2 separate regions of the Homo sapiens genome follow, and region 1 is linked to region 2. Evidence: chromatin loops called from intact Hi-C (ENCODE). Cell type or tissue: dorsolateral prefrontal cortex. All regions are shown on one strand. Each heading gives the region's core, and the rest is flanking DNA. Links, peaks and the distances in the headings are about the cores only.

What was found. A loop is a pair of places that touch in the nucleus more often than their neighbours do. Peaks named below come from ENCODE experiments on the same cell type or tissue, not always from the same donor. Only the 100,000 strongest peaks of a DNase experiment are listed, where the experiment ranks them.
Region 1: a loop joins it to region 2, with 2.0 times the contacts of the local background. A loop is called at or near these places in 1 of 110 quality-filtered maps.

The regions. Positions count from the first base shown.
Region 1 is chr1:210,948,057-210,953,438 of GRCh38, forward strand. The region is part of intron 6 of KCNH1 (potassium voltage-gated channel subfamily H member 1); the gene reads right to left. Among named protein-coding and RNA genes, the nearest start is that of KCNH1-IT1, 180 kb to the right of the region's middle. RefSeq lists a silencer at 1,911-2,205. In dorsolateral prefrontal cortex, for the core only: a CTCF peak has its summit at 2,072 (motif pointing left); DNase peaks (open chromatin) are centred at 2,066 and 3,407; H3K27ac peaks cover 2,577 bases.
Region 2 is chr1:210,848,199-210,853,580 of GRCh38, forward strand. The region is part of intron 7 of KCNH1 (potassium voltage-gated channel subfamily H member 1); the gene reads right to left. Among named protein-coding and RNA genes, the nearest start is that of KCNH1-IT1, 280 kb to the right of the region's middle. In dorsolateral prefrontal cortex, for the core only: a CTCF peak has its summit at 2,627; a DNase peak (open chromatin) is centred at 2,493; H3K27ac peaks cover 4,327 bases.

The sequences.
Region 1 (5,382 bases), core at 89-5,088, 100 kb after region 2:
AAAGGAAAAAATTAGCCCGAGTGTGGTGGTACATGCCTGTGGTCCCAGCTACTCAGGAGGCTGAGACGGGAGGATCACTGAAGCCCAGGAGTTCAAGGCTGCAGTGAGCTGTGATACTCTAGCAACAGAGTAAGACCCTGTCTCTTTAAAAAAAAAAAAAAAGATAATGGATACAAAGCATTTTTTACATTATAAAGCAGTACAGAAATACATGCTCATTAAAATTAGTTATGATGACTACTATAGAAGAATGTTTGACAAAGAAAAGCTGTAGACAAAAATGAATATGGCTATGTAAATTATGTGCACATTTTAGATAAAGACAGGAAGGAAATAAGCAGAAATGAAAAATCATTGAGTTAAGGCAGGGGTCAACAAACATTTTCTGTAGAGGGCCAGACATCAGGCTTTGCTGGCCATACAGTCTCTGTCACAACTACTCAATGCTGCCATTATAGTCCAAAAGCAGCCATAGAAAATATCTAGATGGAGGTGGGGCACAGTGGCTCACACCTGTAATCCCAGCACTTTGGGAGGCTGAGGCGGGCGGATCACAAGGTCAGGAGATCGAGACCATCCTGGCTAACACACTGAAACCCTGTCTCTACTAAAAATACAAAAAAAAATTTAGCCAGGCATGGTGGTGGGCACCTGTAGTCCCAGCTACTCGGGAGGCTAAGGCAGGAGAATGGCGTGAACCCAGGAGGCATGCAGTGAGCCGAGATCACGCCACTGCCCTCCAGCCTGGGCCACAGAGCAAGACTCCATCTCAAAAAAAAGGAAAAAAAAAAAAAGAAAAAAATATCCAGATGAAGAAACATGCCCGGGTTATAACAAAACTTTATTTATGGATGCTAAAATTTGAATTTCATATCATTTTCTCATGTCACAAAATATTATCCCTCTCTTTTGACTTTCATCAACTATTCAAAAAAGTAAAAACCATTCTTAGCTCATGGGGTGTCCAAAAACAAATGGTGGGTTAGATTTGCCCTGTAGTTTGCTGACTCCTGGGATAGAGTGATATGTAATGAACAATTTTTTTATTATAATTTTCTTTAATGCTGTTATAGCCTTTTATACTTAAAGGGAAAAAAGATACCATGAACTCCCCAAGGACTGCCAGAGTAATTCAAAACCGACCAACCTCAGATTCAAACATGAGTCAGCTAGCCCTTCTGTCCTCTGCAAACACATGTCCCATATACCAAGGTGTCACAACCCTTCTCTCCTTGAGGAGCCCAGTACACATCTTGCTTATTCCTCAGCTTTGGCATTTCAAGTTCCTTTCCGATGTCTTTAACCCTGTCAGCCCAAATCTTACCACTTGCCTCAAGAACAAACCCTAAGCTCACCTACTCCAAGAAGTCTTCCTGCATCCAAAGAGATTACCCCTTTGCTTTATTAAGCAAAGTGAACATAGTTGTTGTTGTTTTAACACAGTCCTCAATTGTTACGTCCCAGTCTGTTTTCTCTCCCAACATGACAGTAACATCAAGGGCAGCACCCATGACCTCTGCTACTTTTCCACCTCCCACAGGTCCTGGCTCCTCTTAGAGGGGAACACGCAAAACAGCACTTCATAAATGCAATGAATCGGTTGCACCAGCCAATGCCCAGGTTTCTGCTGTTGATTTTAGTGATATGATCAGTGTTCTCTGCTGATCTGCCACAATTAGCTATATCGCCCATTATAATTGTTCATCTGGTCATTATTTTGGCACATTCCAAGCTGGTGCAAAGTAATTATATTCTAAACACGGAGCCGCTCACTCCAATTCCAGGCCTTGGCAACAACATTATGAGATAACATTATACGAAGATGCTATGAATCAATCAGCTAGGTATAAGGAGGATATTTAAAAGAAAGAATGGAAAAACGGCAAATCAACCATGTGAAACCTGCTTTAATCAAACAGAGTATACTTCTAAAACTAGAAGCCAGTGAGGAAAAGATTGCCAAGCCACACAGACACAAAGAGAACAAGAACAAAAACAGATGTATAAATAAGTCAGTTTCTCTCCCACCTTCATTCTTCTCTGAACACCAGGTAACAGCCTCTTCTTGGTCTCCCTCCAGAGTGCCACCTAGTGCCCAGGCAGGGGAGGGCAAGTGGGAAGCTGACAGCTGCTGTCACTTCACTTCTCAGTTTAGATTTCTTTTTTTTTTTTTTAATTATACTTTAAGTTTTAGGGTACATGTGCACATTGTGCAGGTTAGTTACATATGTATACATGTGCCATGCTGGTGCACTGCACCCACTAACTCGTCATCTAGCATTAGGTATATCTCCCAATGCTATCCCTCCCCCCTCCCCCACCCCACAACAGTCCCCAGAGTGTGATATTCCCCTTCCTGTGTCCAAGTGATCTCATTGTTCAATTCCCACCTATGAGTGAGAATATGCAGTGTTTGGTTTTTTGTTCTTGCGATAGTTTACTGAGAATGATGTTTTCCAATTTCATCCATGTCCCTACAAAGGACATGAACTCATCATTTTTTATGGCTGCATAGTATTCCATGGTGTATATGTGCCACATTTTCTTAATCCAGTCTATCATTGTTGGACTTTTGGGTTGGTTCCAAGTCTTTGCTATCAGTTTAGATTTCTTAAAGACAGGCCCTCAACAAGGGCTCCAGAATGTGTCCAATTACCACCGGCCACTTATTGGGACTATTAACTCATGTGACAGATATATCATCTCATTTTATCATCACAAGAACTCTATGAAGTATGTACTTTAATCTTCGATTTAATATAGAAACAACTGACAAATACTGGCTAAAAAGTGCTACTTATTGAGTGGCCTCAAGTGCCAGGCCCAGCCCTGGAGATTCAACACTAAGCAAAGCACAGGATCTCTGCCTTCATGGAACTTACCTTCTAGTGGGAGAAACAAAAATAAGCAAAAGAAAATAAAAGTTTAACAAGATTATATCTGAATGTGTAAAGTGCTATAAAGGACATTAAAAGGTTAAATGGGTAAAGAGTCATTCTTAATTAAAAGTCGGAGAGAAGGGGAGTATTTCCACACAGACTCAGCCTAAATGTGCAGTGAGAATCTCTGCAGACTCAAACAGCACAACTCAGGACATCCAAGAACCAGGGTGGACATGCTCTGTCCACAGGGCTACGACAGAAACTCCACTAGGGGCAGACCCCCTCTATACAGGTGTGCTGTGCGAAGAGTAGCTTGGGGGTGAGGGGGCATAGCCTGCGTGCATCCAGGAAAACTGAGAAAACATAAAGAGGAAACTACAGATAGGGTTTGTAAAGCATAAGATCCAGAGGGAAAATGAGATGGAAATACTTATGCTAATATATGTCAAGGAGAACGTTCTTGATGCTTTAGGAGCATTTGAACCTGCTGTGCATGTAATTTATGTAACAAGCCAGAGCTGCTGTGATCGCACTCCTCTGGCGTTTAGCTATTGGAAGCTATGCAATCTGCTGGCAGTTTGTCGGTTTGAGTTTACAACGCTGCCTAGCAGAAGCATTTCTTTCTAGATACTCTTCTTGTCATGGTTCCAGGGGTTAACGGGATCAGCTTTCCTCAGGCATAGAAAAACGTATTGGTAATAGGATAAAATCCAGTAGATTATGCTTTTTCTGTAATGGTGTAATTTTATTAAAATATCAAACCCTTATTACGATTATTATTTATTATATATAAAAAGAGATATGGTGTTCAGGGTAAGGACTAAAGCAACACAACCATATCAGTACAAATAGAATAACCCCCTGACTGAACTCAGGCCATCTCTCCTTCATCCTGTTAAATGAAAACAGCTATATGATGCACACTGTTGTCTTTTCTAGAACGTTCTCCTTACTCCCTCATGCAAAAGCCTTTCTTCTTTGAGCTTTAAGCCATGCGTTTCAGCCCCCTCTGGCCCTCCTTGTTATCTCTCTACCTTGTAGCCACTCTTTGTCACTCCCTGAGGACACTTGCGCGGGGTACACAGTCCTCCAAGTGCCCACATCTTCCTGTGTGACATTTCTTCAGTCACCCAGACAAGCTGCCTAGCACCTGAGCACTTGGTCTTCCTCTCTGTCTCTTTACCTCCTCTCTCCCTCAGCACCTACTGCCCAGGCAATATCTAAGGAATTGTCACTTCACAGGGTTGTACTAATTCTAAAATATCAAACACTGATATACTCATCTCTGGCCATAAACCCCTTCCCTCCAGCTCATTCACACCCTTATTCCTACTTCACCAGCCCTTGAAACTCAAATATACACCATATCTTTCCTTTCTCCCTGGTGCATAACTCCTTGATGATGTAACTTCCTTCCCCATAAAGCCTCATCTTTCTATCAGTCTATCCAGCAGAGATTTATGGAGTCCTTACTATGTGCAGGTGCTGATCTAAGCACAAACATCAAGCCTGGTCACTTTATGGAGCTTACACCTTGTGGAAGCATCAGACAAACCAATAATACTTGCAGTACAGCAACAGGAGAACATACAGAGCTCTGAGCTAGAATAAAGATTAAAGTGTGTCATTTCTGTTGCCCTCTAACAATCATTTTCAACATTCAGCCCTCTTGTCTTACTACTCCATGGCTCCCAAAAGTCCACTCTAACTTTGGATATTGTGGATCAACCCAAAGACTCACTCTTAGAGAAAAAAAAAAAAATCACATAAACCTGCCAAGTGTTCTTACTGCAAATTAATGGTTTCTAATTTCAGGCTAGCCTGTAGCTAAGGCTTCCATGTACAGTTGAGGTTGTAAACTTCACAACCCTTGGAATATCATTCAGGTAAACTATCATGAGAATATTATTGGTGTCTCTACTCTTGTGCATTACATAAGCTAGGCAACCATATGCAGTAGCTTCAACCACAGTAATATTTTTATGGAGGTTTTTATTTGGTTGGTTAATTGGTTGACTGGTTGGTTTTTGATTAGCTCCTTTTATAATGTGCTATTATAGCTGTTCCAACTTTTCATACTCAATTTCAAAAGGTACCCCAGCTTTTATTTGACCCAGATAATCAAAGCTATCAAATATCAACTCCCTCACAATCTTTCTCCCACACCTATTATTATTCCTATACCTATAGCTACCTTTCTATTTTCTTAGAGCAAAGGGTGAGACTTTTCCATTTTAAGGCTAAGCCCTCCAGCTCTGCTCTGGATTCCCTATCTTAAGGAACTCTATCACGTGAATATAAAGTATTTTGCTCCCTCCAGGCACAGACCATTTTCTGGAAATACAAATTCACACTTGGCCTCAACCTCCTCACCACTCAGGTTGAACCCAGGGCAAGCTGGCATCCACCCTCAGCACCCACGTGGGCTGTTCTCACCATAAGATTTCTATTAGATATACCAAAAGAAGCTTTTCAATCCTTGTGTATTTGCTGACAATTA
Region 2 (5,382 bases), core at 96-5,095:
ATAAATGTTGTCTGAATTATGTTATTCAACATACCATATCTCTTTCCTGTCATTTTACAATTTAGAAAATGATTTGACACCAAGAATTGGGTACGTGAACCATTGAAATCTGCCAATGCTCACATTTCTCTTACTGACTGGTTGGTCACATGGCTACTTTCCTTGACCCTTGTCTTTATAAATTCTATTCAATTTAATTTGCATGTGAGTTGAGTTCTGTCAAGACTCAATAGTCCATGTTAACAATCTACGTTCTAGATCATTAGTGCAAGAGTGGACTCTAGCGTCTCACCCACATGCAGTCCTTTATATCACTGACATTACTGGCCTTCTATGATAAGCCCTATAACTAAAGTTGTTTTTTTCAGTGATGGAAGTTAATTTGCACTGAGCCATAAGTACCATCTTCTCTGTCCCATCTTTTGAATAACAGCATAAATCTGCGAGATAGTTGGTCAAGATAGAATCTTGGTCACGTGACATTTTTCTGTATGAAAAATAAATTAGGTTCTTATGAGGCCCAAGCATGAAATTTTGGCTTCATAATAATATACTATATATTTGACTTCATAATAACATCTTACCAACTGGGCCCCCATTTCAATTTTTTTTCTACTTTATGATTCTTCTCAAATAAACTACAGATTCCTTAATTGCATGTGTGGCAGAGCACATTATTAGGTGTTATAGAGGTTACAAAGGTAAAGAGTTAAGTGTCTTAGACCTTAAAAAGCTTAGAGTATAGCAGAGAAAGAAATGTACACAACTAATTACAATTCAAGGCAAAGTAAAATAACTTTAAGAGAAAAAAAGATTAAGTAGTACACTAAAAGGCAATGCAAGATTACTTCTAGATAGAAGGATATCAACTCCTTCTTTAAAGATGTGAGCATTGGAACCTGGCCTTACACATATACATACATGTGTATGTGTATTATGTGTGCATATTAAAATATACATATACTTGTACAGAATCCTATAAACATTCTACTATATGGATACAATTCAGACAAAATTAAAAACAACAGAATTCCCTCTAAGAATTTCTGTAAGGATTCATTTGGATTACCATTGCCTCCTTGGAGGATTTGAATTAGAATAGAGTTTGTCAAACCATGGTTTTAAGCCATGAGCCTTTTTTTGCGTGTGTGTGCTTTTCTTTCTTTCTTTTTTTTTTTTTTTTTGAGACGGAGTTTTGCTCTTTTTTGCCCAGACTGGAGTTCAATGGCATGATCTCAGCTCACTGCAACCTCCACCTCCCGGGTTCAAGCGATTCTCATGCCTCAGCCTCCTGGGTAGCTGGGATTACAAGCATGCACCACCACACCCAGCTAGTTTTGTATTTTTACCAGAGACGGGGTTTCTCCATGTTGGTTAGGCTGGTCTCAAATTCCCGACCTCAGGTGATCCGCCCACCTCAGCCTCCCAAAGTGCTGGGATTACAGGCATGAGCCACTGTGCCCAGCTGCCATGAGCCTTTTAATCAAGCAACAATTCAAATAGAAGTTCAATATGTAAAACAAAGAATAGCTACTTAGATGGGAGAAGAAGGAGCTCCATCTACCCCACCCCTTTCCCAAACTTGCCCACAGCCCAGGGTGGAAACTCCTTGAAAAGATGACCAATAAATCCCTTCCTGCTGTTACTGTCTGTGATTTAAGTGTAAGTCCATGGAGCACATGGTAAACCACAGCACTGTGTGTCTTAGAAGGAACAATAAATAATAATAAAATTTTAAAAAATAAATAAATAAAAATAAAGATATAATTGACATGTTAAATCTACAGAATAAAAAAGAATAAAATGTGGGGAAAAAAAAGAAAATTTTAGCATCTCCTTCGTGACCAAAATTATCATGAGCAAAACTAGATAGAATGTAACCATTCCCCTAGCTCTAAGTGTGCAGGTCACTTGCACACTTGCAGCTCTAAGTGCAAGGCTCATACATGAGCTGTGAAAGACACTGATTAGCAGGAAGAGATGAAGCAAATAATTAACTTTTATCTAAAAACATCTGGGGCCAGGTGCGGTGGCTCAGGCCTGTAATCCCATCCTTTTGGGAGGCTGAGGCAGATGGATCACTTGAGGTCAGGATTTAAGACCAGCCTAGCCAACATGGTGAAACCCAGTCTCTACTGAAGAAAAAAAAAATACCAAAAAAAAGTAGCTGGGCGTGGTGGCGCGCACCTGTAGCTCCAGCTACTCGGGAGGCTGAGGCATGAGAATCGCTTGAATCCGGGAGGCGGAGGTTGCAGTGAGTCGAGATCCTGTCACCGCACTCCAGCCTGGATGACAGAGTGAGACTCTGTCTCAAAAAGAAAAAATGTTTTTTAAAAAAGCATTTGGATCTGTGTTAAATGCAGAACCCAGAAATTAACTGCTGAATCCAAAGGGGGCTTTGGAGATGTGCAGGCCTATCACTCCTCCCACAGTTCTGCTAGCTTGGCCTTGGCAAAGCAAGAACTCTGGAGGGACTTTGGGGCACCAGCTCAGGCCTGACACAGCAGTCTCAACAGCAAGCCAAGAGGCAGAACAATGCCACTCTAACATCATGATTCACAGTGAGTGAAAGCCACAATAAAGCTTTTCATCAGAGGAAAGGGAAAATAGGCTTTGTTTATCAGCATCCTGGGGGAGATCAAAAGCCTACTTTCTAGAGCTTGTTCCAGATGTCTCTTCTACCTCTTTAGAGCCTACTGGCCTCCAACAGCCATGCTCAGTATCTCTCATTTCATGCACAAAAAGGTCATTTCAGGCACAGCAAGAGAGCAGGCAGCTCTCTGCATTCTCATGCTGCCAAATCAACCTTCTCACTCACCTAAAGAGCTGTTCAATATTTGTCTTCATGGCCCACGTATCCTCAGAAGACAAAGCCATGTGCTGTCTGCTCTGGGACACAGAAAAAGGAGTTAATCCAGCTTTCTCTCTGAGTTGACTAAATAATGCTAAATGATTCTCTCTGGTCACAGCACTGCCAGCCTTTGGAAAGTGATGACTCCTGAGCCCAAGAAGCTCCCAACTAATAGAGAACATGTTGTTGTCTCCCTCAAAGTGTTCTTGGTCTAGTGTGTTTGGGTACCTTGTTCTTTCACTTTCTCATTTCTTGAGCTAAGACATAACTATTACAGCCAAAATAACCTACTTCTATCATCCCAACAGTGTGGTAGGAAAGCTATGTTCTTAAAATAAATGTCACACGACACCGTAAAGTGAAGCAACACTGGATTTGAGAGTCAGGAACTAGATTAGTGTCATACCTCTGCCATTCACTAGGTGGGTAACTTTGAGAGTCACATTACCTCTCTGACCTTTAGTTTCATCAATTGGAGATATACCTATTCAAAAATCAATAAATACCATCTTGTGTCACTTAACAATAAGACACAGTTTGGGAAATACATTTTTAGGTGATCCCATCCTTGTGTGAGCATCATAGAGTATACTCATATGAACCTAGATGGGATACCTACTATAATCTCAGGCTATGTGGTATAGCCTGTTGCTCCTAGGCTACAAACCTGTACGCCTTGTTACTGTACTAAATGCTGTAAGCTATAATAACACGATGGTAAGTATCTGGGTATCTACAAATACCTAAACATAGAAAAGACACAGTAAAAATATGGTATTATAACATATGGGAACCACCATCCTTTACGCGGTTTGTTGTTGAGTGAAATGTTATGTGGCACATGACTGTATTTACTGAGTCCCTGCCTACTACATGCCAGGAATCATGCTAAATGCTAAGGATATTCTGGTGAGCAAATCAGACTTGGCCTTTGCCCCCACACAGTTTAAAGACTAACAGAAGAGAAAGAGAGTAAATAAGGAAACAAATATATATTTACAAATTAGAAGTGTTTGGAAGAATAAAAAAACAATGTGCTTAGAAAGAAAGCATGATGGAGAATGAGGCTTTTTCCCTCTGGAGGTACAGAAAGCATCTCTAAGGGGAGTATGTGTGAGGGAGGAGGAAAAGCCATCAGAGAAAACAGTGGAGAAGGGGGATTCCAGGCTGACGGAACATCATAGGCAAAGGCCCAGAGGGAAGGAGGGGCTTGGCATGTTCAAAAGCTCAAAGAAGCTCAAGTGTTTGGAGCTGGGAGCTTGGGAAGCAAGAGGAGGTGGTGCGAGAGAAGGCTGGAGAGGGAGCAGCCAAGAAAAGTAACCAAGTCCTGCAAAGCTGCAGTGCTGTGCCTAGCACATAGTAGGCCCTCAGTCAACATGGGCTGCATGCAAAGGTTTTCTTTGACCAGGAGAGTAAATTTTAAATTTTAATTAACCTAAGTGACTTCTAGGAAGCCTTCTATTTTAATGATTCTAGTCCCCAGATTGCTGAGGAAAAAATTTTTAAAGAGCCCCTTGTCCTTTGTGAACCACAAAATAAACAAAACGCCTGTGGAATGAGAATTTCACCCTTAGAGCCCCTACCTCAACCACCAAAGTCAAGGATGCACTATTTAAATAATATTTAGGCAAACGCGCTTGGCCCAAGGGAAACAATATATGCTTCTAAAGCCACAAACATTATGTAGGTTACAGGTTAAAATCATTCCATGGTTCCCTTACTTTCATGAACAAACACTAGCTTTACTAATCAAGAAAAGATGTTAGAATTTCTTAGATATCCCATTAAGAAGACCCATACAGCCAAAGGCAACGTGGAAATTCTAGGCACAACTGTGCCATCTGTTTATGCTCAAAAGATGAGTTTCACATCACATCTTATCTGAGTGGTATGTCCTCTTTTGGGGCCCCTGTCTTCTATTCTTTCCCTAGTTCCAACATTTCCATCATGTGCTAGCTTTTCCAGTGGAAATCAAGCATGAATATAAGGCCACTCAAAAGCTCTACAGAAAAACCACTAAAATGTTCATTTTTCCAAGATAATGTTTGGCGGCTATGGTAAAAAAGTGCAAGAGATCTGGAGTGAGACAGAGCTGGATTCAACCCCTAGCTCTGCCACTTACTGGCCACGTAAACTTTTGTTCCTTTTTGAGTCTCAGTTTCTTTTTCTGTCAAGCAGAGATAACACCTACCTGGTAGGGCCTCTGTGGCTTAAAAGAGATCACATCTAAAGCCCCTTGCCCATGGTATAGAGCATAGCAGGCACAAAATAACAGAAAGCCAGGTTTGGAAGGTGGCCCAAGTTTGAGATGCAGCAAAGTCCTTGTAGCCAGGACTGCTCCCCAGAGGCTTGGCCACTGAGGCAGATGATAAACAGAGAGAGCTGGAGCTTGTCATGAGAGGCCAACCCTGCTGACTCAACAGTGCCAGAAACTTTCCAATGGATCTCAAATCCCCCAGAGAACTCTGTCCTACAGGAGGACCCAGGGCTCCTGGTGGGCAAGTGCATTCCTCAAGGGCACTCTACAGAGC